Linked DNA regions of Homo sapiens: region 2 is linked to region 1. The links are chromatin contacts, found by Hi-C in ENCODE. All regions are on one chromosome and are shown on one strand. Each heading gives the region's core, a stretch centred on a gene start or an enhancer-like site at or near the end of the contact. The rest is flanking DNA. Distances are from core to core; before and after follow the strand shown.

Region 1 (2,766 bases), core at 171-2,670:
CACTGGCAGCTGGTTAGACAGTGCCCACCCAGATCAAGGGTGGGTCTGCCTTTCCCAGCTCACTGACTCAAATGTTAATCTCCTTTGGCAACACCCTCACAGACACACCCAGGATTAATACTTTGCATCCCTCAATCCAATCAACTTGACACTCAGTATTAACCATCACAGATACCATTATCTTGAATAAAGTTAGAAAGACCATCTCAATGTGGCCTCCTCCACAGTCATACCTGCTTACTAAGGAGAATAATCAGAGACATTTTTTTTTTTTGGTTGTTGTTGTTGCTTTGAGACGGAGTTTTGCTCTTGTTGCCCAGGCTGGAGTGCAGCGGCGTGATCTCGGCTCACTGCAACCTCCGCCTCCTGAGTTCAAGTGATTTTCCTGCCTCAGCCTCCTGAGTAGCTGGGATTACAGGTGCCCGCTACCACACCCGGCTACTTTTTTGCATTTTTAGTAGAGACAGGGTTGCATCATGTTAGCCAGGCTGGTCTTGAACCCCTTACCTCAGGTGATCCACCTGCCTCGACCTCCCAAAGTGCAGGGATTACAGGCATGAGCCACTGCCCCTGGCCTCAGACATTTTTAAGGGTATAGATGTCCTCCACAAAAATGAATTTCTTGGTGTGTTAGTAAGGGAACTGTCTTCTGTGCCTTCTTGGCATTTGTAGTTGGGGGGTGATCGTGCAGGTTGCAAAAGAGAAATCCAGTCCAACAGTCCCATCTCCATAAGACTTTGGATTTCCTTCTACAAATAGTGCTGGGGAAACCCTGGCATCTCAACTTCATTAAATGTAAGCCATACCACTGTGCCCAAGGTTAAGTTTACAACCACATTTTGGCCAGGTGCAGTGGCTCATACCTGTAATCCCAGCACCCTGGGAGGCCAAGGAAGATGGCTTGAGTCCAGGAGTTTAAGACTAGCCTGGGCAACATGGTGAAATTCCGTCGCTACAAAAAATACAAAAAATTAGTTGGGCATGGTGGCACATGCCTGTGGTCTCAGCTACTTGGGAAGCTGAGGTGGGAGAATCACCCGAGCCTGGAAAGTCAAGCCTGCAGTGAGCTATGATCATGCCATTGCACTCCAGCCTGGGTGACAGAGTGAGACCCTGTCTCAAACAAATAAATAAATAAACATTAAAAATTACCAACACATTTTTAGGTTTTTGTACTTCCCTACTTCGGGTATTAAAAATATGTGTTGGTTGTCTACTACTACTACATAGCAAATTACCCCAAATCTTTGCAACTAAAAACAGCAAGTATTCACTATTTCCCAGTTTTCGTGGGGCAGTAGTCTGAACACAGCCTTGCTGGGAGTCTCTGGCTCAGGATCTCTCATGGGATGTAATCAAGTGTCAGCCAGGGCTGCCATCATCTCAATGCTCAGCTGGGGAAAGATTAGCTTCCTTGGCCACTCATGTGGCTGTTGGCAAACCTCAGGGCTTCACTGGCTGTTGGCTAAAGACATCATTGTGAAGCAGAACACTGTGTACCAGTTACCAGTTCCAGGGGAGAGGTCCAAACACTTCTGCCCATTGCATCTTGGTACTGGAATGGCCAAAGGAAACACAACCTAGTTAAACACTGAATGGAGCAAGCTTGACTTACATAGAGAAGAGGCAGAGGATGATCAGCTTCAAATGTGGTACATATACACCATGGAATGCTACAAAGCCATAACAAAGAATGAGATCATGTCCTTTGCAGCAACATGGATGGAACTGGAGGCCATTATCCTACGTGAAACTTGGGAACAGAAAACCAAATACCACATATTCTCACTTATAAGTCAGAGCTAAACATGGAGAATGCATGGTCACAAAAAAGGAACAGGCACTGGGACCTACTTGAGTGTAAAGGATGGGAGGATGGAGAAGATTGACAAACTACCTGTCGAGTACTATGCTCATTACCTGGGCGATGAAATAATCTGTACCCCAAACCCCTGTGACATGCTATTTACCTATATAAAAAACCTGCACAAGTACCCCTGAACCTAAAATAAAAGTTAAAAAAAAAAGTGTCAATAGTGTGTCCCCATGGCCAGCAAAGCCCCCATGGCCAGTGAGTCTCTCCTGGGGCAGCTGACACAGGGCAATTGGTTACATGCACCTCTCTCATGCTGTAGTTGAAGGACCCCATTCCCTCCCATGGAGACAGACACAGCAGTGGAGTTGGCCAGATGCCATGTGATGCCCATGCTTAGGCAGAACAAAGGAGCACACACTAGCAACAGGGAAAGATCTTCCCACACAAGGCAGCAAGCCTAGCACAGGTCATGTTATGAAATGTCCCAGCCCCAACGTCCATTCTGATGTGGCCAAATGGGGGTGGAAAGATTGCATGTGGGAGACTGCCTTTCCCAGCTCCCCACATGGCAGCTGGCTTCAGAGTGAGTGAGCCAGAGAGTGAGAGAGGAAGCAAGGGAGGGGGTGCCCCGTATACCCAGAGGGAAGCCTCAGTCTCTTTGTTGTTACTATAAAAGTGTATTATAAAACCTGATCTTGGAAGTGACATCTCATCAGTTTTGCCATAATTCTATTCATTCCTTTTTATGGCTGAATAACATTCCATTGTATGAATATACCACAATTTGTCTATTCATTCATCCACTGATGAACACTTGGGTTGTCTCCACTTTTTGGCTGTCATTAGCAATGCTGCTATGAACAATGGCATGCAAGAATCTGTCTGAGTTCCTGTTTTCAATTCTTTTGGGCATATACCTAGGAGTGGAATTGCTGGGTCATACATTGAAC
Region 2 (2,721 bases), core at 140-2,639, 96 kb after region 1:
GATTTTTTTTTTTTTACAGAGACAGTGTTTCACCATGTTACCCAGGCAGGTCTCAAACTCCTGGACTCCAGTGACCACCGTGCCTGGCCTGAGTTTTCTTCATATGCCTAATGTTGTTGTTCTGATCAGAATCTCTATGTTCAATATTAGGGACAAGAGAGGACTTTAAGGATGAGAAAACATTAATGATCAAAATATACCTGGAAAGGGGCCGATGGGATTGATGAGGATGAAGGGCCCTGGGAAATGCCTGGACCTGAGGGTTGCTGGGAAATGTTCCACTGTGGGAAGATCCCTGAGTCTAAAGGAAAGATTTCCAGACCATAGCGCCATGACAGGGAGACACGGACCCTTGTGCATTTCTCCCCCATGTCCTGCAGAGCCCACAGCTTCCACCCTCTGTGGCTTCCAGCTTGGGGGAGTCTCCCTTCTTAGGCCTGGCCACTGTGCTTCTGTCTGGCCTCTGTCCCAGCTCACATTCTCAGATTCAATCTCCCGAAGCTGGTTTTCTGAGGGGTGCCCATCATTTTTGTGAGTAAACACGCTTTACCTTCTAGAGGTGACCAAGACTGTATCTCGTCCCATGCCCTCAAAGGCAATATTGTGTTTTGAGTCTACAGTGTCTCTTTTGTAATTATTTCCTTTTCAGTTTTTGAATTCAATCTAAATGGAGTCTTTCAATCCTTCCGTCTCCTCTCCCACAAAATACCCACCATGTTTTATGCTGTCTTGGTTCCTTCCCAGGGTCCCATTAGAACACCCGGTCCCATCCTGCCCAGCCCCCACCTCACTTTGTAATTTTGGTTTAATTTCCTCCGGAGAAGCCTGAACCTTCGTCTTGAGATCAATCACACCCTCAGTGGTTCCCCTCTGCCACCTGAATGGGCATATGATCTACCATGTTAGAAAGCGTAAATCCCAGCTGACCACTGGATACGCAGAGATATTTATTCTGCTTTCTTAGGGATGAAATTACTGTCTTCTTAGAGCTGTTTTAGCTCTGAGACATTTTGATAATGTTTATGTGGCCAAAGATCCCCCAGCAAAGATACCTTCAGGTTTTGTTTTTTCTGTCAAATGCCAGAAACAGATTCAACCCTTTCCTGCATCACTATGAAGCTCTCATGTCAGTCAAACTCCATCAGTGTTTGTGGAATAAAGGAATGAATGAGTTGTGGACTTTCACCCTATTATTTATATCTTTCACTTTCATAAACGTATATCTGATCCAATCAATTAATCAGAAGAAAGTCGCAAACTCAATCAGGATTAACTGGGTGGAACTTCAGAATCTAATCAGACATCATTTTCTGATTGGAAGTTGGTTGTTGAGATGGGGAGGGTGTGGTTAGAAAGGTCCATAAAAGCTCCCGAAGGTGCACAGGAGAGAATCCAAGGCGCTGACACCTGGAGCTACTGCTCGGTTCTCTGAGAGGTTGCAGCACCCTGCAAACTGAGTCCAGATCTGGTAAGTCACCACCTCCTTAGGGTCATGCCCATCTGATCTGCAGCCAGCCAGCCAGTCAGGGATGGTGACATGCAGCCCAAGGTGGCAGAGAGAATTTTCTTGTCTGTTTTCAGAAGAACAAATTTAGGCTTTGATTTTTCCTCTAAATGTAGTTTTGTCTTCATCCCCCAAAATTGGATTTGTGCTTGGTTTTTGTCATTTCAAAATTCTTATTGAAGCAGTTTTTTTTTTAACAAGAGATATTAAAAAGTTACAACTGGTTGAATTTTTATTTCGTGACATTTGAAATAATTGGTTTTTGTGCCCTTAAATTATAGTTCATAGACTTGGTGGCATCGTGATTTTACATGTTAGGCCTTAGTTTTTACTAATACCTTAAAGATATTCCATAGGCCATTCTCAAGAGTGGAGTCTTTGTTCTGAACATGGGACCCATTTTTTTCCCCTAGATTCCATCCCAAAGTGGGTCATTGTGAGTCTGTGTAAGAGATCAACATTGGAACCTTCATCTGAGAGTTAGTGTTTTTATCCCTAACTTTCACAGGCTCTAGAACACTGTCATGCTGTTTTTACAATTTCTTGTTACAATTTTTCAAAATAAAAAATAATGGCGCTGATTCCAAGGAGTCCCTTTAGTCTTCTGCAAGCATGTCAATTGTGGGAACTGAGAATGTAGGCTGTGTGGGGCCACAGGACATTCTCGTTCCCATTGTTTTAGGGTGGTAAGTGACAAGAAATATTTTCTCAAAAAGGTGGAGCTTAGCTTTCAGGATCCTCAGCAACGCTTCCCAGTGTTACTGAGATTTAGTGCAGCAATGGTTGAAAATGAATGGGCCAGTGGTTACCTTGCCCTCTCCTCATTGTTTGGAAGACATTCTTTATGGTACCAGCAAGGGCAGAATTACAGATTTGTGTCCAGAAAGTGCAGAGTGGAATTGGGGTGAACTAATTACCTTTCCACCTCTACCAGAGCAATGACATTGGCACTAGGAGATGATGAAGTGATGTGATTTGCCGTAAGAATGATGTTTTTTTCTCTAGATTCATCAGGATGAGCCTCCAGGCCCCACCTAGACTCCTGGAGCTGGCTGAGCAGAGTCTGCTGAGAGACCGGGCCTTGGCCATCCCCACCCTGGAGGAGCTGCCCAGGGAGCTCTTTCCCCCACTGTTCATGGAGGCCTTTACCAGGAGATGCTGCGAGACCCTGACAACTATGGTGCAGGCCTGGCCCTTCACCTGCCTTCCTCTAGGGT

The links. A loop is a pair of places that touch in the nucleus more often than their neighbours do.
Region 2: a loop to region 1 is called in a map of K562, with 2.3 times the contacts of the local background. The contact joins the promoter of PRAMEF12 here to the enhancer-like site in region 1. A Hi-C loop is called at or near these places in 2 of 168 maps with a recorded cell type or tissue (both K562).

The regions. Positions count from the first base shown.
Region 1 is chr1:12,676,296-12,679,061 of GRCh38, forward strand. No RefSeq gene overlaps it. Among named protein-coding and RNA genes, the nearest start is that of AADACL4, 34 kb to the left of the region's middle. RefSeq lists a silencer at 178-513. Within about 2 kb of position 1,421, at least 4 of the 41 ENCODE cell types and tissues checked have a DNase peak (open chromatin) inside an H3K27ac peak, as active enhancers do.
Region 2 is chr1:12,772,349-12,775,069 of GRCh38, forward strand. It overlaps PRAMEF12 (PRAME family member 12), which reads left to right and starts at 1,390. Exons shown (of 3, transcript NM_001080830.5): 1 at 1,390-2,721. The coding sequence starts at 2,520.